Regions from separate parts of the Mus musculus genome. Here region 2 is linked to region 1. A link is a loop called in an ENCODE intact Hi-C map of the cell type or tissue named here. Cell type or tissue: gastrocnemius. All regions are shown on one strand. Links, peaks and the distances in the headings refer to the core of each region. The heading gives the core; the rest is flanking DNA.

Evidence for each region. Peaks named below come from ENCODE experiments on the same cell type or tissue, not always from the same donor. Only the 100,000 strongest peaks of a DNase experiment are listed, where the experiment ranks them.
Region 2: a loop joins it to region 1, with 2.2 times the contacts of the local background. A loop is called at or near these places in 2 of 42 quality-filtered maps.

The regions. Positions count from the first base shown.
Region 1 is chr1:93,506,882-93,517,894 of GRCm38, reverse strand. It overlaps Septin2 (septin 2), which reads right to left. Exons shown (of 13, transcript NM_010891.2): 12 at 10,813-10,932; 13 at 8,162-10,182. The coding sequence ends at 10,831. Farp2 (FERM, RhoGEF and pleckstrin domain protein 2) reads right to left here and starts at 5,791. Exons shown (of 27, transcript NM_145519.2): 1 at 5,711-5,791. In gastrocnemius, for the core only: no CTCF peak of the experiment used is centred there; a DNase peak (open chromatin) is centred at 5,845; H3K4me3 peaks cover 2,406 bases; H3K27ac peaks cover 2,181 bases.
Region 2 is chr1:93,300,970-93,311,982 of GRCm38, reverse strand. It overlaps Mterf4 (mitochondrial transcription termination factor 4), which reads left to right and starts at 6,104. Exons shown (of 4, transcript NM_178051.4): 1 at 6,104-6,158; 2 at 6,877-7,375; 3 at 9,081-9,265; 4 at 10,188-10,778. The coding sequence starts at 6,138. The coding sequence ends at 10,523. Pask (PAS domain containing serine/threonine kinase) reads left to right here. Exons shown (of 18, transcript NM_080850.2): 17 at 1,069-1,215; 18 at 1,734-2,546. The coding sequence ends at 1,891. Gm28535 (predicted gene 28535) reads right to left here and starts at 6,019. Exons shown (of 3, transcript NR_151531.1): 1 at 5,876-6,019; 2 at 5,359-5,440. It also overlaps a transcript of Sned1 not described here and the pseudogene Gm7867. In gastrocnemius, for the core only: no CTCF peak of the experiment used is centred there; a DNase peak (open chromatin) is centred at 6,068; H3K4me3 peaks cover 1,755 bases; H3K27ac peaks cover 1,148 bases.

The sequences.
Region 1 (11,013 bases), core at 1,630-9,629:
TGTTTTTCTAAAACAGTTCAATTAATACTCTTAGTTGGGTGTGGTGGTACATGGCTTTACTCTCAGCGCCTGGGGGGCAGAGGCCTGTGGATCCTTGTGTTCAAGACCAACCAAGACCAACTCACAGAGTGAGTTCAGGACAGCCAGGGCGTCACAGAAAAACCCTGTCTCAAAAAAACTAAAATAAATAAATAAATAAATACCTTTAACACTGAGATTGATTTGTTATTCAGATATTGTGGTCTGCTTTCCACTGCTCTCCATAATAACAACTACAGAAAAGAAACCTGCAACTTTTATAGAAGTAGACAAAGTATTTAGTAAAGTCTTATAAATTCATTTCCAACATCACTTCCTCCTTCCCAAACAAATTCCCACTGGCCAATGAAAATGCATTTAGGACCTTCACTCCAAACCCTACTAGTTTATTTGGCATCAAGCATGGGGTGGAAAAATGCCCAATCAAAGCAATTTGATGATAAAAAAGAAAACTAGTTTGACTTAGTTTTCTAGGTCTCTCACACGGGCCTGGTACTGGTAAGGCCCCAAGCAAAATGTTCCCATGGTCATATGTTTCTGTAAAACTTACCAAAAAGTAATTCTGACTGTAATCACTTATGACTGCTCCGCTGTCCAGTGTAACTTTGCCTGTGCCATTCTCTCCTGAGAAGGGAACTTGGAGGAGCAGTTGGCGCATCTGGGAGCTATTAGGGTGGAAGTACATTTAAGTTTCCTACAGTCTCGAGTACATTGAAATGCACTCCTAGAATGCTGTTCATACACCGTGTTGCCCTAGTGCTATGTAACAAGGTCCTAAGGCAGCCCAAGAGGGTCCACTGCTAGCTGAGGGTCCACTGCTATCTAAGAGTCCACTGGTATCTGAGGGTCTACTGTTATCTGAGGGTCTACTGTTATCTGAGGGTCCACTGGTATGTGGTGGCCATGGCCAGCCCCCATTTCTCTACTCTCTCCTTCTCTCTGCCTTTCTCTGCCTCTGCTACCCTCTTAACTCCCCTCCCCATGCCCTGAATAAACTCTATTCTATACTAGAAAAAAAAAGAAGAAAAGTGCAAGACCTTACCTATCAGAAAAACAGGGTGATAATATAAAACTACAACTGTAAATATGCCTTAGAAGTGTATTTTCTTCCTTATTAAATGTAATTAATACACAAAACAGAATAAAAATCTGTCCATTCCCCCTTACCCTGGGGACACAAAGCTCTTTAGATATGGACTATTAGATATGTGCCTATATGTAAAAATTATGTATCCTATCAATAAAAATGCATCAGCTATTCTAGAGGAATGAACAAATTCTATCTTCTCACTGCCATGAAAAGGAAATTAAAAATACATAGCTAAGAAAAAAGAATTACATGCAAGGTAATATTACATCACATGTTTCCTTCCTTTTTTCCCAAACAGGGTCTCATGTATCCCAGGCTGTGTTTGATGGCGTTGACTTCTGGTGTTCCTGTTTCTACCACTGTCTCCTGAGATTACAGGGATGTGGCAGTCTGTCAGGTTCAAGTGGCCCCAAGGATCCAGCTCAGGGCTTTGTGTATGCTAGGAAACCAACTCAGCTACATTCCTAGCTTCGTGCTTTTTCTGATACTAGACACATGTTTACTAATAAATTTTTACTTGCAACCTGATTTCTTTTCAAAGATTTATATTTGTTATCTTAAATTGTGTGTGGGGGCATGTGCATTTTGAGGGCAGGTGCCCACAGGACCAAAGGTGTCTCATTCCTCTAGAGATGGGGTTATAGGTGTCGTGAGCCGCCTACACTTTTCTAATTATATATGCTTCAGGCTCCACACAGTACCTGACATCAGACTTTGCCCCCCTCCACAAAACTTCATTATTGTATTCAAACATTTATTGATCACCTATTCTGATAAAATAGAAACTCTTAAGTGCTTAAGGATATAGGACCTACCAAGGGAGAAAAGTCCCTATATTCCAGTGGGGATGTTAGATGGTGGTAAATATTACAGACAAAGTGAGGCTAGCAGAGGAATTCCGCAGATGAAAGAGCAGTTGGGATGAATGGAAAAGCCTAACCAAAAAAGCCTAATCAATCCTCACACACAGAGCAGTAGCCCCTGCCCTGCTCCATGTAACCACCACTGCCAGGAGGCCCAGACCAAGCCCTTTGCTTTACACTGTGTCATTTATCGCTCGAAACTACCTGTGACAGGTGGCAGGGCTCCCACACTTATAGCTCAAGGAATTCCAGTTCATAGAGGCGAATGACTTAGCAGTTCCTCACCTCTGCAGATGGCCTTAACTCCACCCTGATTCTGTGATGTTCGCACAGAGGAGTGTATTCAAGAAAAGGAAACAATTATGTAAGCACACATGACCACTTGTCCACCTCAGTCACAGAGAGGGGAAAAAAAATCACTGCAGTGGCCTCTCAGACTCAGTGGGATGGGGTCTCACAGGAAGCAAGAGATGGGGTAGGGCATAGTGGCACTCCTGAGAAAGAGGAATGTGATCTATGAGTTCCAAGACAGCCAAGGCTACACGGCCAGACCCTGTCCCAATCACGTAATGTGGGCACATTACCTGTGCAGAAAGGCAGAGTACAGATAGTTCAAGACAACACAGGAGAGAAGAGGAAGCTGCCTGGGGTTGGGCTGTCAGGGGTCTAGTAGTTCAACTAGATGAAAGTCCATACAAGCTAGGGGGTGGGGCATTATGAAGTTTATTTTGGGATGTGACGAGAATGGGCTGGGGAGGTGAGATGAGCCACAGCAGGGCTCATCATTGTATCCAGTCACATTAGAATGCCCTTTCCCTGAGGTTTTTAATTACATTTATTTGTGTATGTGTGTGCACATATGTTTGACAGTATTCACACAGAGAGGTCAGAACACAACTTTGGGGAATAGTTTCTTTCCTTCTACCATGAGTGTCCCTGGATCTGATGCAGGTCGCCAGGCTTGGCAGCAAGCTTTAACCATTCTCAGGTTTTTAAAGGTAGCAATAAACTAAAATACCAGGCTTAGAGAGAAATAATCCTACAAATCTAAAACAAAATCACTTCCACCATCCTGCCCTCACAACTCTGTCCATGTCCTCAGGCATACTTTTTAATACTTTAATTTTTATGTGCACACCATTTCACTGTTAAGCTTAAAAGACTATGGTTCAGCGGTTAAGAGCACTGACTGCTCTTCTAGAGGTCCTGAGTTCAATTCCCAGCAACCACATGGTGGCTCACAACCATCTGTAATGGGATCTGATGCCCTCTTCTGGTGTGGCTGAAGACAGTGACAGTGTACTCATATAAATAAAATAAATAAATCTTTTTTTAAAAACTACTTACAGCCTATTTCCCAGGACCGAAATGGTTCAAATGATGCTGTGAGGAGGGACAGGAATGAGCGTACCAACGAATGTTTACTAGCCAAGAGGTTTACTTAACCACCTGATCGATACAAGGTTTGCCTATCAGATTTTTTTTTAAGTGGAATTTCAAAAATCAAAATATCACATACTGGCAGTTGCTTTCCAAAAATAGAGCACAATCATCACCCACATAAACACTCCTGAGTAAATTATAACACCAGACTTCATCGCACTACGTTCTATGGGAGCCTCAGCTTTTCAACTCTGGTTGGTAAAGTAAAACCCTCACCTCAACAGATACACAGAGCCAAAGGACTGTATATGGACCTTAGAGAACAGACTAGAGTCACCCAGATTTTCAGTGTGTTCTGGCTGCACACCGAGCAAGGCAGGGTATGTACAGAGTTCATGAAGGGAAAGCAAGGAAAAGGAAACTATGAATGTAACCAAAATGATTGGCAGAATTTAGAGAAATCTGTTAATGTCTGAATACAGAAGGGGTTCATGTGACTAGAAGCAGGGGTGTTTGGAAAGGAGGAAACTGACAAACAGACATAATGGCGTCCTGCAGAATTACCCATGGATTCATCTCTGCTTAGGCAATGCTCCTCCCTGGACCCTACCCCTTTTCAAGTGGGATAACTCTGTGGAATCACCAAGTCTCTAGCTCTTCTTACAAATACCCAGGGCTAGCCTGCGCTGCCACTGACTCAGGTCGCCCTTTCACTTGTCAGTAACAGTTAATGAAGTACTTACTGGATGCAGGGCATCTTAGCGGCTTTGAAAAACTGATTCTTAGTCATGGCAACAAGCGTCTGAGGTAAATACATTCTAAACCCACTCTATGGATGAGGAACCTGAGGCGGGGCAAATGAGAGATACACCTGAGTCCTCTCTGTAAAGGAATCTGTAGGAAGGAACCTAACTCGATAATCACCATCTCTACAATGTGGCAGGGCAAGGACACCGGAGAAGCAGAGGTTTACATGGTTGCGGTATCCCAGAGAGTCATCCACAACCCCACCGGGCAAGGTCTTCCCGTGCTTTATTTAAAACGGGGCTATGCATAGGAAGCCATGGCGCACCCCTGTGCTCCACCTACACTCAGCCCTCAGGTGGCTGACAAAGGAGGATGACGGGTTGGAGGCCAGCCCGGGCTATGGAAACTGTCTCAACAAAAAACGGTGGGGGACAGGGATATATGAAAACTTTAGAACTGACAACGAAACAGCCACAAAGCGCTTCACAAATGCCTTCCCACGTCCCGAAACTCACAAAACTTTTATTTGGCCTACAAGTAAAGGTTACTTCATACCTCCCCATTTCAAATGACCTTTCCATCTTGCTAACACTGTGAGAATCTGTGCTGCTGATCATAATGCCGTCTCCACAAGACCGACTCTAATTCGGTGCTACCCACTAATTACCAAATATTTTCACAGTGGCCCAGTCAAAAACACCTCATGGAAACAGAACAAAGCTAGGGAGAAAGGCCACCCCTTTAAAGATTCTGTCCGGAATCTTAAGGCTCTCCATTCTTTCTCAGCACGGTGTATCGACATTATTTCCTTCACGAATGCCTTGTTTTCATTTCAATTTTTCATCACCATTACTGGGACATGAAAGAGTTTAAGAAATCACTGCCACGTGTGTAAATGGCAAAGGTGCTTATAATCTCGGATGAGTAAAAGGCAGTGGGCCAGTACTGTTTCTAGATCTTAGCAGAGTAAGAATATCCGAGTCTCAGTTCTGAAGGAAAGGCCGAGAAGAAAAAAGAATGCCCTTCTGGGCTTTCATTTGTGGCTCCGGGTGCTGCTTCCCAAGGTGCTTTGTAGAGCACTGGCCTGGGGGTGGGGGCGGTCTTCAGCAGGACATTCTTGTGGCCCTTAACCCATCACGGGACACTCAGTGTCCACGAGAGATGCTGAGACTCTGATCACCCCCCTTCCTCGACAGCTGGTCTCCACGTGTGCTGTTCCTGTCCTCAGTACTCTGCTGACAGCCTGGCTCCTTGGAACTCTGCAGCTCTCAGCCCTCCCCAGACTGCCCATCTACAAAAGCAACTCTCCAGCCAGTCCTCAGCGGACATCCAGACTGGACCCGAGACTCTCCCTCCCTTCGCCCTCCACCGACAGGCCGTCCACAGACGTGTGTTGTCAAACGCGGACTCTGGCGCGCCTCACGAAGGCCTCAGAGCCGGGCGTGGACTTTCTCTGGTGGACGGCCAGCCTCAGGCCTGGTCCGGCTCGGGTTCCGCTGAGGTCCGGCCAACGAAGGAAGCCCATGCCCAACCCAGCGCCCCTGCGCGGCTCGCTCCCCTCCCCCGCCCACGGCCGCCGCGTCCTCACCGTGCCACACCGGCCTGCGCCGCCGCCAGCCAGGCCTCCTCCACGTCCTGCGCCCGCGCCGCCCGATCCCGACAGCTAGCTGCTTCCCCGCCCCCGCCGCGCGTCCGCCGCAGCCCCGCCCCCCCGCGGACGCACCACCGATTGGCCTGCGGGCGGGTCCTCCCGACCGGCGCCTGCGAGCGCAGCACCTAGCTCTGATTGGTGATCACATGGGACAGGGCGGGGCGAGGGAGCCCCATAAAGTCAGAAGCAAAGCTGTGCAGCTTCTCCGCGGGTGCAACAGGGCTTCGGCGGGCTGTGCGTGTCCTCGGCCCTGGGAGGGGCTTTAGGACCTGAGGACTCTGTGCTGGGTGGGACTTAGGAAACCCGCGAGTTCTCCGTCTTAGTCTTCGCTTTGACAAGGCGACGGGAGGATTCTATCTTGGACGCAGCTTTGGAACAACGGGAGGACTACCCCAGACCTGGACTCTGGAATGCGGGTGGCCCTGGGCGGGACTTTTGGCACAGGGGCGGGTCTCAGCCTACAGCCTGGCTTTGGCAAGCAGGGCAGCCCCGATTCTGGGTGGGGCCTTGGACTTCAAGCTCGCGGGACTATTCTGGCATTCAGGCCTCCCTGACTACTAGGCTCTTTCCTACCTTCCATCCGTGGTGCCCAACCAGGGAATAGTGGAACCGTGGTCTTTAGGCACCAGCTGTTCCTAAAGGGACGCTTTTGAGGTGCAGGCTACGCTAAGAGTCCTCGAAGCCCTCGCGGTTCCTTTCTGGATTTGAGGCTTTCTGGAAATGAAAAATGGTGAGACTGGATTCTGGTCCTTCCACTTCAGACTTGCAGCAAACTCACTTTCTTCTTCCATTGGTTAAGCGAATGGGCCTGCAGGGAGCCAGCCCTTTGAACCAGTCTAGGCTAAATAAATCCACACAGGCCCCCAAGCGATTCATATAGAACTCTAGCCTTTGGCAATAAGTCCTTAAGATAAGCAGGGAGGGCCTCAGCCCACTGGAGGGTGGGTGGGTGGGGGGGCTCTCTGCTTCTCCAAGGCAACCTAGAAGCTCAGGCTGACTGGGTCTGCAATTTTAGTAGGCTTCCCAACTTCCTCCACCACCTTGGCTATCCCTTATTTGTAACCAGCCACTGCCATAGCCACTGACTGTGATGTCCATCATTAAGAAAAGGAACTGGGCCGGGTGGTGTCGCACGCCTTTAATCCCAGCACTTGGGAGGCAGAGGCAGGCGGATTTCTGAGTTGGAGGCCAGCCTGGTCTACAAAGTGAGTTCCAGGACAGCCAGGGCTATACAGAGAAACCCTGTCTTGAAAAACCAAAAAAAAAAAAAAAAAGAAAAGGAGCTGGACTGGACAAGGCAAGAATGAGGTTTGACATGAGCAACCTAGTGATTTAGAGAGCAGGAGCCTCATTTCCTAGTGTCAGTACGCTGCTTAGAGAGCAAGAGGATGAGAAAGACTCCGATAGTACTGGGTGGTCAATCCAGGGGTCATGCTGACAAACCGGAGTGAGGCCAGGCCGAAGAGATTGATCATCCACCCAGATTAGGATAAAGTTTGGGGTTATGTGGCTCTGCTCCCTTTATGAGTCCTGAGATCAAACTCAGGTTTGATCACGTTATGAGGCAAGTACTCTTAGCCACTAAGGCATCTCACCAGAGCAAATTCAGATTTTTAAAGTCACTTTCCTGGGCTGGGGAGATGATTTAGCTGTTAAGGGCTGCTCTTCCACAACACACAAATCCAGTTCCTGGCACCCACATGGCTGCTCACAACGGTCTCTAAGTCCAGTTCCAGGGGACCTGACACCCTCCTCTTCTAGCCTCCTTGGGTGACAGGCATACACATGGTACAAAGACATGCAGGCAGGCAAAATACTCATACACATACAATAAAAAGGTAGAAAAACGTAAAAATCTGAGCATGGTGGTATACATCTTTAATCTCAGCACTCCAGAGGCAAAGAGAGAGATAGTAGATTTCTTTGAGTTGGAGACCAACCTGATTTACATAAAGAGTTCCAGGTTAGCCAGGCTACAAAAGTGAGTCTGCCTCAAACACAAAAAAAACTCCAACCAATACATAAACAAACATTTTAAAAATTAAGACTGTTTTCCTAATTCATCTCTCTTCTTACAAATATGGAGAATTAGAAATATATTTGGATCACTTTTACTTCCCACTATGTTTAACAGTTGTTGCTTCATTTTCTAATTAGTAAATTTACCTATGAAGTCTTACTGTCCATTTTATCAAGTAGTCTGCAGACAATCTGATAACCTGTACAGCTATAGGATTTCTTTTGGAGTATCTGGGTTATCTCTGATGAAAATATACGCAGCACGCCTGCTATTAATACAAGTAACATCTTGCTCTGATATACAGTTGTAATAGGGGTCTTGAATCTTCACAATGGCCCGCATACTTTACTCAAAAAGAGGACTACTCATTTAATATCTAAACAATAGTGCTTTATTGAAAAAGGTTAATTTAAATGGATACAAAGTTGAAGTGTGAAATGTTTTCAAAATACATTTCTACAAGTACAAGTTACTTCTTAGTGAAAGAGCAAGTATCTGTTAGCAAAAGCAGTAAAACTGAAGGGGGTTAGAATTGTGGCTGCAAGACCTCACAATCCACACTGCCAATATTAGATGTCAGCTGACCCGAAGTAGCACCTTAACTCAAAAACATGGGACTCACACCGAATACTTGGGAATTCTTTCATTTTTTTGTTTTTAAATTTTTCTCCAACAAACTTAATGTCAAAATAAGCCAAACAAAGGACTGCATGGGTACTCTAAAGTCATTGACGCTTTTCTTGATAGGAACTTCACACAATGAACTTCCCTGATCACTCACAGTGATGCAATGTGAAGAGGCAAAGCGAGCAAATGTATTTTTCCTCATTAAATTTATAAACAACCATGCTTAAGCTTCATCTTATTAGTACTACTGAGTTTTGGACTGAATTAAACGTAAATCCCTGCCTCATCATCAATCAAGTCCTTCCTCCTGCAGCAAATGAAAGCACACAGTTAGCACCTGCTTTGCTTCTCCACACCACTGCCTCCTTCACCTGCCCCTTCCCTTCTAAGGTCACTGCCTGACATTAGAAGACAGGGTAGAAGAGGGAAGTGCCAGAATATAAACCAGGCAGGACTCTGCTTGCCTGCTTGGGGCACAGATCTGAAAAGCCTTTCGTTCATGGTGTGAAGACATTTATACTACACACACTGAAGAAAATGACAGTGCCTGGAAACAGATGAGACAGTCTGCACATAAAAAACCCAGCACTGCTATTTTCCTTTCAATAGAAGGATCACTGAAAAGGGGAAGAGTTAGACGAAAACCTGGCAGGCATCTGGGCTTCAAGTGGCCTTTTGTTCAAGAGCACCACCCAATCACAAGCCTGGGGTTGGATCCATGCCAGCCAAGGACTATGATTTCCACTGCTATGACCTTTTGCACCTAGTTATAGAAAGTACATTAAAGTGCAGTATAAAATATAAACATTTTGGTTTCTTTAAAAAAGTATTGCCTTTTTAGTTGAGTAAAAAGTTTACTGACTCTTCCTTATAAAGAGTCTTGTTACAATATGAAGCTGGAGCTCATAGCTGCTTTGGTTCTCTCCACAGCATAGCATAATCAGCATCCACAGTATAAAAAGTCCTTGTAGTGAGCTTTCTCTACAGAGGTTTGAAAATGATCTGGCACTAGAATCCAGAGCTCTTAAAATTCAACCCTGAAATCCTGCTTTTTAAAAGCTATTTAAGTATAAACATGTATCTCATTAGATAACTCTCTTCTGTTCTACCTGGTTAACAGATAATTGTGCAGATGAATAAGCCGAATGAACTACAGCAGCAAAATTGGTTTTAGGTGTTCTGTACAAATATAAAGTTAACAATGTGACTTCAATTCTAGTAAGCAAATAATTTGCCACCAAGTATGCACAACCACTTCTGTCACAGGTACATCAATGTCCACCACACAGGAACATTCTGAGCATAAAAATGTCTAGATAGAAATCAAAGAGTACTTGTCAGTGATTAGTCAGGCCAGCTATATCATAGAAATTCACTATTAAGAGTATACATGTTGACTGATTCTTAGAAATAAATTCTAACATTAGTGGTTCAGGAGGAATAAAATATCAGAGTTTTCCTTACAAAATTTAAAGTGTAACAATGAAATATAAATGTTAAAAGTACTTCATACCAAAGGAGTTGGGGGGTTGAGGGCAGAAAAAGAAGGAAAAGAAAAAAAGAGTAAAAACAAAAACCACCAAATGTTAAAAAAGAAAAAAAAAAAAAAAAAAAAACCCCAACCAAACAAAAAACAAAAAACAACCAACTGAAATCCTCAGACACAGGTGCTTCATTGTGGATGGGTGCCCTTCCTTCCACAGGGCTAAGAACCTTGATGCTGTAGCACTTATCAGGAAGTCTTTCTTATCCAAAGTGTTTCCTGGAAAGTAAAAACAAAACAATTTAAATGGAAGTGATGCATTTGTTTCTTACAGCACTGGCAATCCTCCCTCTGCAGAACAAAGGGCATAAACTGAACTAAATCAAGATGCCTTTATGAGGTTTGTGGAAACTGACAGATACTGTAAAACAGTGCTCAGAATTACATCAGATCACAAATCTGAGTGACACGCCAATTTTCAATGGTCACAGCACGGTTGCCTGAGAGGCCTAGAGGTCTACACCTAGGTGGCCCTTATCTAATGGCACTGGTTCCTCTTTCTGGCACCTTTACTATTTTTTTTCATCTGCAGAAGACTTTAATAAATTAAGAAAGTTCTTTTTAAAGATGTTTCCAATATTAAAGAGTTTCCAACACTATTACTAATAAAAATTTTAATTTTTCTTTAACATATTTAATTTTTTCTTTACCATAAACTATATTGTAACATTAGAAAATAAGAATATCTTTACTAGACAGTAGGTGGCAGCAGAGACTAGTTTCTGCTTTTCAATGAAAGGTTACTAACACAGCTAACAGCAGCGGACTTGAGAGAGAGGAGCCCATAGTCATAGGGGAGTCACAGTCATGGCTGAGCTGGCAGTGAGCCCGCCCTCCCTCCCCACTTACCAATATGAAAGCTCGGCCTCACACATGCTGCCCGAGAGCCCCGCTGTCACTGTCACCACCCTGCATCTGCATCTGCATCTGCGCTTGCATTCTTGCAATCATCTCTTGCATGCGGCGGAGCTATGAACAGTACATGTCAGATACAACGTTGGTGTTGTCATGCATTAGTTTCCATTGCTTTTCTCAAACACATGTTCAAAT
Region 2 (11,013 bases), core at 2,112-10,111, 210 kb after region 1:
TCTCCCACCCATGGCTTCCTCAAACTCTAACCACCTCTCAACAGCTTACTCCCTGCACCATCACATTAGGGTGGAGTTCCCAGCATGCATACTGTGGAGGGATGTACTTAGCTGTGGAGCTTCACTAAGTTGTGGATCCCTAAGATGCTGTAGTGGTGGACTGTGATGCTCCACGGGTTCTTGCTGCACAGATTGCGTTCCTGATGACAAGGCTCAGGGAGGCCCTGGTCAACACGTAAATACATTTGGAGGAAGTAGGGCCAAGTACAAATTACTGTTGGGGTCCTGTTACAGCTTAGTCTACTTTCCCACAGACTGATCTGAGATGCTTCAGCTGGCTACCATTTTCTTTTGCGTGTCATGTCTCTCCACAATCACTCACACCAAAGCCCCTGTGTCAGCCTTAGTTAGGGTTTCTGTTGCTGAGATAAAACACTGTGACCAAAAGCAACTTGGGAAGGAAAGTATTTCAGCTTACAGTTACACATCACAGTCCATCACTGAGGGAAGTCAGGGAAGTGAAGGCAGGAACTAAAACGGCTAGAACCTGGAGGCAGGAGCAGATGCAGAGGCCATGGAGGAGTGCTGCTTCTGACTTGCTCCTCATGGCCTGCTTAGCCTCCTTTCTTAAAGATCCAGGAATACCAGCGCATTCACACTGGCACCATTCAAAGTGATCTGGGCCTTCCCACATCAATTCAAGAAAATGCCCCACAGGCTTGTCCACAGGCCAGTCTGGTGGGGGCATCTTTCTCAATTGAAATTCCCTCTTTCCAAATAACTCTAGTTTGTGTCAAGTTGACATAAAACTAGCCAGCGCACCTTGTAAGAAGACAGTCTGGGCTTTGAGTGATCTGGATCTCAACTTCCACACTAACACTTTGGAGTTGACGGGCTCATAAATGCATTTCCTGAGTATATCAGGCCAGGCCTTGATGCCCTAGAACTCCTGGCTGCCTCCTTGCCCTGTGGGAGGCTCTGTGAGGCAGGATAGCTTGAAATCTATAGGTCTGAGATGTGTTCCATTTGACTTCGGCCTGGATCCTCCTGTGTTCTTTATGTCCCTAGAACTTATGAGTCTTCTGTCTGGACTGCTGCAGCCTTGCCCTGAGCAGCGGACCACTTTGGAGAAGCTGATCAGGGACCCCTGGGTGACACAGCCTGTGAACCTTGCTAGCTATACTTGGGAAGAGGTGTGTAGGACCAACCAGCCAGGTGAGAAGTCTGAGTCTCCCTTCCTCTTCCCCTCCTTTTCTTACTGTCTTTGTTTGGGGTGGGGAGGTGATCATCCATCCTAGTTGAGACTCCTTCTGTCCTAAATCCATGTGTCAAGAGTTTGTGGCTGGCCTGAAAAATAGGGCTTGATTATGCAGAGACCCTTAGAGGGAGGACAAGTGCTTATAATAGCCCTGGCTAGGAGGGGTGGGAAGGCAACAGTTTGGAGAGTCAGTTGTCTGGTCCAAAGAGGGATAAGGGTACAGATGCTGAACATGATGCTATGGGGCTCCACACAGGACATGCCTCTTCAGACAAGGCTTCCTAGCCCCAAGTCAGAGCCCCTGGGGAACCAGACTGGAGATTAGCACCCCTTCACTAGCATCTTAGCAGACTCTATACTTCAAGAATATCACCACTGGGGGTTCAGAAGCCACTGCCTCTCCATTCTGTTGTCCTAAACATTTTTTTTTTAGAATTTGTTTGCTAATATGCAATGTATTATCTTCATCTTTCAGAAAGTGGCCTGCTGTCAGCTGCAAGTCTGGAGATTGGGAGTAGGAGTCCAAGTGAAATGGCTCAGAGAGAGGGTCTCTGTGGGCCTCCTGCTCCCAGGGAGACTCGTGGTGACCAGCACTGCTTGCATCTTAAGGACCCCTCTTTGCCAGTCAGCTGAGCAAGCTCTCCTGCTCTTTGGTTTGGGCAGTTGTATGGATTTCAGGGCTTTCTACCTGGAGAAAGGAAGTTGTGAAGGATTGGGATGACTTCTGCTTCTAGATTCCTATGCAAATGCTACAAGAGCCTGCGATGCTAGTTTTCTTAGGTTTATGATATAGACTTGTAATTCATGTTTTTTTATAACCTTGAAAATCATTCTAATGTTCAGTTATACTGTACTATTAAAGGGCTTTAAGTTGTAAGCCTCAGAAAGACACAAGGAGTGTTTAAGTTCTCTATTTTTGTTGTTTGTTTTTGCTTGTAAGTTTTTGAGACAGGATCTCACCATGTAACTTTGGCTGGCCTGGAACTCAACTATGTAGACCAGGTAGACCTTAAACTGACAGATCTGCCTGCGCTTGCCTCCCAAGCATTAGGACTGATGGTGTGTGTCACCATGCCCAGTTCTTCCTGGTTTTGTGTGTAGGTTTCTTTCCCACTGACTTGGTACATGTGACATGTGACAGATGTATGGAGTCTATAGAAGTGGCCAGACAAAAATGGCCAGAATATTTATTTATTTTCTTAAAAATTTTCCAAATTAAAGCTACTTAGTTAACAGTTAAACTGGCCAGGACTATATGAGATAAACTTGGTTTTCTATTTCTTTTTGTTGTTGTTGTTTGTTTGTTTGTTTTTTCGAGACAGGGTTTCTCTGTGTAGCCTTGGCCGTCCTGGAACTCACTTTGTAGACCAGGCTGGCCTCGAACTCAGAAATCTGCCTGCCTCTGCCTCCCAAATGCTGGGATCAAAGGCGTGTGTCACCACTGCCTGACTTTTGTTTTCCATTTCTGTACCCTATTTACTATAGCTAAAAAGAAATCTGTCCTAGTTTGGTCTGGGGGTTCAGGCTTGTTAGTCATCTGTTAATCCATAATGCCCTGCTAGTACTTTCAGACATCCTGTGACTGGCTCAGCTCTACTTTGTCTAATGTGACGGGCTCTAACTATACCTTTATGTCTAGTTGAAGAGCTTCAACCCTACCAGTGTCTGTGACGGTTTCTAGGACCCAGTTCCCAGAAGTTAGTGACATTCAGAAGTTAGTGACATTTTAGCTTTTGATTTCAGATGACTTTGTTTCCAAGAATGAAACAAACATTTTCCCTTATAGTCTTTATTACACATAAAACACAAGATATTGCAGAATTGTTCTTTCCCCCAGACAGGAGTATAGCCGGTTGAAGATACAAAATCCAGCTTTCCAAGAACCATTTCTATATTAGAAAAAAAAATCATTAGGACAGCCAGGGCTATACAGAGAAACCCTGTCTCAAAAAACCAAAAAGAAAAAAAGAAAAGAAAAGAAAAGAAAATCATTAAAGCTTTTGGTTTTACAGTCCGATGCCTTATGAGTGTTCTTTGCAGAAGAACAAAACCAAAGATAAAGCCTTGAGACTAAAGTTGTGAGGCAGCAGCTATAATTTTTCCCGTGGAATTTCAAGTCTGATTTAAGAATGAAATTTGGTGAGGACTGAAGATGCCGCCAGATTTTCACAGTACCCTGTGTCTTAGCTACCACTGCTTCAGAGCTGGCTGACTTGTTCAGGTTCCTAGATTGTTCTCAAAAAGTTGGAGTGGCAGAGTTTCCTTAGGCTTTAGGTGTAAAGGCTTAAATAATATTTATTTAGGAAGAAAATTAAGACAAAAGTAATTCTTTAGTTTTATACAGATTACAACTTTCTTGTCCTCTATAGATAGAATCTTTCTGTCAAAAGATGTTTAAGCACTTCAGCACTAGATCATTGCCTAGCACAAAGCAGTTATGTGTTTATTGATGCAATAGCCAGATCCTTTTTCTCTGGAGCAGCCAATAGGCCGGCAAGAAATAGGTATGGCTTAGAAGTGGTGGAATCTAGGCAGCTGTTAGAACACAGCTTCTTTGTTTTCTTCCCTCCCCTTCTGTACTAGCTGGTTTTGTGTGTCAACTTGACACAGGCTGGAGTTATTACAGAGAAAGGAACCTCAGTTGAGGAAATGCCTCCATGAGATCCAGCTGCAAGGCATTTTCTCAATTAGTGATCAATGGGGGAGGGCCCCTTGTAGGTGATACCATCCCTGGGCTGGTAGTCCTTGGTTCTCTAAGAAAGCAAGCTGAATAAGCCAGGGGAAGCAAGCCAGTAAGTGACATCCCTCCATGGCCTCTGCATCAGCTCCTGCTTCCTGACCTGCTTGAGTTCCAGTCCTGACTTCCTTTGGTGATGAACAGCAATGTGGAAGTGTAAGCTGACTAAACCCTTTCCTCCCCAACTTGTCTCTTGGTCATGATGTTTGTGCAGGAATAGAAACCCTGACTAAGACACCTTCATGTCTAAGATGCAAATTCAGTGCATAGAGGTTGGTTTGGAAGCTTCTGGTGCTCCATCCATAAGTGAAGCCAGACCTCTGGGCTGGGAGGGCTATTGTCATTTTCCCTGTAATTTCATTACTTGGGCCATATTCTGTTTTTTAAAAATAGCAGACACCTTCGTGTGTGTGTGTGTGTGTGTGTCTGTCTGTCTGTCTGTCTGTCTGTCTCAAAGGACAGCTCGGTGGAGTGGGTTTGTGTCTTCACTTTTGCATGGGTCCCTAGAATCAAACTCAGGTCACCAAGCTGGTGTGGTCAGTGTCTGAATTCCTGAGCCATCTTGCTGACTAAACACAAGTCTGTAAACAACAGAACTTACCAAATACTTTTATCTGGGTCTAGATCTGTACATAACCATTTCAGGGAGAGTTTGGGCTGTCCTGAGAACTTATTGCTGTATTACAGTGTCCATCACAAACTACTTACCTCCTCTCTTCCTGTAAGCAGCCAGAGGTCATCTGCCAAGATGTTTCGCTACTCTCTTGACCCAGAAAAACCCCCCAAAATCATGCAAATCAAGAGGTTCAAACCTTCGTGTTCACTTTAAGAACACCCGGGAATCTGCCCAGGCCATCAAGGGTATGCATATCTGCAAAGCCACCAAGTATCTGAAGGACATCACTTTAAAGAAGCAATGTGTGCCATTCCGGTGTTATAATGGTGGAGTCAGTAGGTGCGCCCAGGCCAAACAATGCGGCTGGTCGGTGGTCAAAAAAGAGTGCTGAATTTTTGCTGCACATGCTTAAAAATGCAGAGAGTAACGCTGAACTTAAGGGCTTAGATTTAGATTCTCTTGTCATTGAACACATCCAGGTGAACAAGGCACCTAAGATGCGCCGACGAACCTACAGAGCTCATGGCCGGATTAACCCATACATGAGCTCCCCCTGCCACATTGAGATGATCCTCACTGAGAGGGAACAGATCATTCTAAAGCCAGAAGAGGAGGTTGCACAGAAGAAAAGGATATCCCAGAAGAAACAAGAAACAAAAACTCATGGCACGTGAATAAATTCAGCATAAAATAAATGCAGATAAAGTTAAAAAACAAACAAACAAACAAACAAACAAACCTACTTACCTCAAAGATGAGCCCAGGAACACAAATTTGGTTTTTCCAAAAGATTCTCCACCATGGATGAAGTTAGGTGAGATATTACTAGCTAGAGAATAAAGCCATAAATCAAGGCATTTACCAGACACATTGGTGGGGACCACAGATAGGAAGGATAAGGCAAAACTAGGAAAACACTTAACTCAGTTTTAGATATTATTTAGTGATGCTATTGGCTTTTGGATTGGTGAAAACCATTGTTGGTCTAGGAATATATTTTAAAGGTATTCATTGTCACAAAGCTGTTAAGTTAGACAGGTGGACGATGAATGGATTTCAAAAAGGCTAAGAATAATCCATGATAATTTGGTTTTGGTCTGCAGGATCCTAATTCCACAATCACAGCGTTATCTTATTTGGCCTTGTACTATCTTTAACACAGGTGATTGTTTTTTGTCATATTCTCCCCTCCTCCCCCGGCCCCAGTAAAAGTAGTTTCACAACAGAAAACGACGGTGTGCGCTTCGGGGTAGTTTGGTTTCACCTGTACTCTGAAGAGCAGTTTTAAAACCCAGGTAGTGTTGCTTGTTCCTGGCAGAGACCATGCAACCGAGTATGCCCAACTAAAGGGAGCTGCACCTGCAAGCTGCAGGTGCTGGGCACGAGCATCTGGGATCAAGGGCTTGGCTGCGGAACGAAAGAACGCCACACCCCGGGAGTTCGGCGGACACAGATCGGAGGCCGGACGTTGTGAGCCAGGAAGGACCGCCTCTTCCGGTCTCACAGTTGTTCTTCGCTTGGTCTCCATGGCTTCGCTGGGAAGGCAGGTGAGGTTGCCCTAGGTCCCGGGCTCACAGCGGCTGTTGGCGGGACGTTCAGGAGGCGCTGACGCTGGTTCTTGGTGTTCCGGTCTGGGCACCTTGTGGCAGTAGCGCTCCCGGGTGGCGTGTGCACAGACAGTGTGGCCCTCAGAATAGCTTCTGGCTTCTCCGGAGTTTCGGCTGTGTGCTGCCTAATGGCTAGGGAGGCCTGGACCACCACCAGCGGCAAGAGCGGGGTGTTTGAGACCATTCTGGCGGGCACCGGATGCTCTGTGCTTAATTTGTTATGTGCTAGTCCCAACACCTGGGGCTACTGTGTACAAATCGACAGATTCCTTCCCCCAAATATTCTTCTTTTAATGGAAGGGATCCTTGAAAAACAAAACAAAACTATCCTTTGTTGGAATGAAATTAGGTAGTGTACCTGTCTGGTGGCTAGTCTGAGGTTCAGAATTTTCAACCAAATACTATTGCTCGTGCCCTGTATCTTCAGTATGTAGATATTGCTTATGCTTCAATATCTTCAGTAAGTGCGGTCGTTTGCATGCTACTTTTATTCTTTGGAGACTTTTTAGACCCAGAGAAGATTTTACAGATTGTTTACAAAAACTGTTAGCTTTTGTGGGCCAAGGGTCAAGCTGAGGTTCAAGGTTACTGGCTCAGTAATCTTGTGGTGGTCATTATTCTGAGGTGGGACTGATTCTGTTTTTGCTCTGCCTTACAGGTTCCTGAGTGGCATCGTCTACTGGCCCTCTCCTGGGCCTGTTTGGTTAGGCAGACCCCTCATCTCAGAGAACAGAAACAGATGAGCCCTTCTTTGTCTTGCAAACTGACTACAGTGCCCGGTAGAGGAAGCTTTCAAGAGTTTTCCAGCATTACACCCCAAAAGTACATGCAGGAACCAGAAAACAGGACACGACTTGTTCAGTGTCTTCATGAGGAACAGAAGCCTTGTGTGGATCCTGAGTCCTTGGAGCCTGAAAAGGTCATCCGTTCCCTCCAGGACATGGGTTTTGCTGAAGCCCACATTCACAGCTTGTTTAGTATACAGCCAAGTGTCCATCCTCAACAGTTGCTGGGTATAGTTTCAGAACTCCTACTCTTGGGGTTGAACCCAGAGCCTGTATTTAATGCCTTGAAGAAAAATCCCCAGTTGCTGAAACTGTCTAGCATGCAGATGAAGAGGCGTTCCAGTTACCTTCGGAAGCTTGGCCTTGGAGAAGGTATAAGATGCAGCAGACTTTATAGAGGGAGAGGAGTCAGTTAGGGAGAAAATAGCTTACCCTAGCAGGGATGTCCAGCCTTTTGATAGTAAGGCATGGAATTGTCACCTACAAATGAGCTAGGCTGCATTCATCAATACCCTGGGATGCATGTGTGCTGTGGGCTAAACACACCTTACTCAGAGGAAGTGAGGTAGGAAAGTTTGCTGAGGAGAGGTCAGTGTCTTCAAGAAGATGTGCAGTGGGCTCTCTGCAGATGCCGTTGTAAGGGGGATGTGGGATAGAGGAGCCCAAGAAGAGAGAACCAAGGCCAAAGTGAGCCTCCTGTGTGTTCATTGAGATCTCTAGCTCCAGATCAATGGGGACATGGAGTCTGGTTTTGGTGGGTTAGTGTTGCTCTATGGTAGTGATGTATGTGTATGCAAATGTGTGACCTCCGCAAAAACATCCCACACACAGCTTTCAGAGCTGATGGTGCCCGGTTCCTGGAAGGCTGTTAGAGTGCCCTCCACCTTCCAACAGCTGTCACCCTTCTGGAGAAGGGAGGTGGGGCTCTCCAGTGAACTCTACCCATTTGACTGCTTTTATTTCATTACTGACTGTTCCTGGTAAGATTTCACCCCCAAAGTGGGGAGGCTTAGAGCCCACTGTGTTTGGTGTCTCGGCATGCCTCCTCTAGAAGATAAGCAAAAAGATAACTGTGTTCCCCTTGACACGTTGTCTCTTGTAACATGATCTAAGCCCAAGCTCAGTCAGTGTGTGAAGCACAGCCTGAGAGGAGAAAATAAAGCTTACTCTTTGGAAACGCCTCTTCACAGGGAAGCTAGGCTGTTAGGAAAGTTACTTGACAGTCTTAAGTGGCTTTTAAGTTTCCAGTTTTTAAATCGGCACAACTATTCATCAGAAGACCATTTGCTTCACTTATGAAGCCCTGCTTATATCATTTGTCTGAATACAGTTACTAATGTAACTCAGTAAAACACGGGGAGGCTGGGTGTGGTAGTGCATTCTTTTAATTGAACTCTATAGTCAGGAGGATGGAGCTCTGCAGGTTCCAGGCCTTCCAAGGAGACCCTACAAAACAAACAATAATACAGTTGGATATAACACATGGTCACGCTCAGACTACTTATAATTGTGTGTTCTGGATATTCTTGTTCCTACCATTGTTCCTAAAGGCCTCTTCATTGAGCTCAGACTCTCAAGTCTAGAGATTGTTAGTCTCTATACAATGTCTAGATTATACAGAGAGAAGCAGCAGCCTGAGCCCCACTGTGCAGGAAACCACTCTCCTCTAACATTCCCCAGTGAATCCCCGGGAAGCTTTCTATGCTAGGCAAGCAAGAGGAGACCTAGAGTATGAAGTTGCCGCCTTCAGATAGAAGACTAGAAAAAGGCAGGGACATAGGGAGGGTTGTTGGGTCTGTGAAGAGTCCTTTGCGTGGTGCTTCATGGAAAGTAGATCTCTGAATGGGCAGTCCTGTGGAGGGAGAGGATCCTGCTGTGCCCCCATGTGGGTGCCACAAGACAACTTCTAGAGTTGATTGTCTGCTGCCACAATGTGGGTCTTGGGGATTGAACTCAAGTTTCAGGTTTGCTGGCAGGTGCCTTTACCCACTGACTCATCTACCAGCCCCTAAATGTTGTTTAGCCCTTGGCGTTCGGGAACATGCCAAAGTTACATGCTTTGCTTAACACTCTACAGGGAAACTGAAGCGGGTGCTGTCCGTTTGCCCTGAGGTTTTCACCATGCATCAGCGGGACATTGACCGAGTTGTGAAGGTCCTCAGGGAGAAGTGCTTGTTCACGGCACAGCACATCACAGACGTTCTGCACAGATGCCCCACTGTTTTGCAGGAGGACCCCAACGAGCTAGAATACAAATTCCAGGTGAGAGTAAGTGACTAGGCCGATGATGGCAGAGTGTTCAGGTTTTTAAAGCTGAATAGGGTCTGAAGCCTCTGAGTAAAACACCTCAGTTTTCTCCTCTCCAAAGCAAACCTGTTGTTTAGCTCTGCCCCATTCCAGGTCCAAGTAGGTAAACTTTACAACCCTTGGGGCATCTTTTTGTATAGGAGATTTAGAAATTGTGACAGTTGCCCTAAAAGTTTAGTGACAGATAGGTCATAAGCACTTGTGCATAGCTGTGATGGCAGTGCGGGCACTCCTTTAATCTTAGCACTCCAGAGGCAGAGGCAGGCGGATCTCTGAGTTTGAGGCCAGCATGGTCTACACAGTGAGTTCCAGGACAGCAAAGGCTATGTAGAGACCATGTCTCTAAAAACCAACCAAACAAGCAAACAAAGCTGGTATGAGGACCTGAGTCCAGATCCCCAGAACCCACCTAAGCTGGATGCCCAGTGCCCCAGCACCCCTGTGGGGAGATGGGAGGTAGAGTCAGGGCGTCCTTGGAGGCTTGTGGGCCAGCTAGCCTGGCCTCTGAGCTCTGAAGCACTGCTGGGACATACTCAGATAAAACAAGCTGCATGCTCACACATGTGTTTAAAGGTTCCTAGGTATCTTAGGATTTCTTTGGGTCTGATTTTTCCTACACTCATGATTTTTGTTGCCCTATTTAAAGAAAAGTATATCCCTGTATGCCCCTTTGTTTTCTGATGCATTTTTCTCAGCTTGAATTTGGAAATGCTTTGAAAACTTGAGATTTCATAAAAGTGTTGGTATTATACTACAGTGGCTATTCTACCATTTCTAATTAGGCAACTAATGACTTTGGACTAAAGTTTGTTTTGAGTTGGAATGACAGGCTTCAGGTTTCTCTACATGGATTCCTGAACATGTTTGTATCTTTCAGTATGCATATTTCAGGATGGGACTCACACATCTAGACATAGTCAGGACGAATTTCTTACAGTATTCAATAACCAAGATCAAGCAGAGACACATTTACCTGGAGCGCCTTGGACGGTACCAGACCCCTGATAAGAAGGGGCAGACACAGATCCCTAATCCCTCACTGAGGAACATTCTCAGAGTTTCTGAAGCTGAGTTTTTGGCCAGGACAGCCTGTTCCTCTGTCGAGGAGTTTCAAGTTTTTAAAAAACTCTTGGATCAAGAGGAGGAGGAGGAGTCTGAGAGCCATGCATCTGAGGAGGAAGAGGAAGAGGAGGAAGAGGAGGAGCTACTGTGACACAGCACTGGGGTGTCAGAGGTCATTCTCATATTCTCGAAGTGCTGGGGACCTTCACCTGGATCTTCTCAAGCACTTTTGATCCCAACACTGGTATTTTGATGGGGGAAAAAACCAACCTGTAATGATCCACTGGAGATACAGGTAGATAAACCAAACCAAATGAGGGGTGCTTTGTTGTGGGTTCTTTGGGAGGCCCTACTCCATCCTAAATAAAGGACTCGGCTGTCAAAATCCAGGGGGTGCAACCCTTCCAGGTTGGAGTCTTTTTCTCTGTTAAAATAAGTTGTGCTAGTTCCAAAACCATGTGGAGAGAGAGGTGCCTTTCGGCTCAGGAGTACTTTGTATGTCCAGGTAGTAGTAAAGATGAAGTCATGAAATTGAAACATGAGGGTTAGTATGTCATAGCACTTTATTTAATGAAAACAAGTAGCAGGTTTCCCACACAATAGGCAGCTTCTAAATCTGACACCATTTCCCAGCCTTCTGA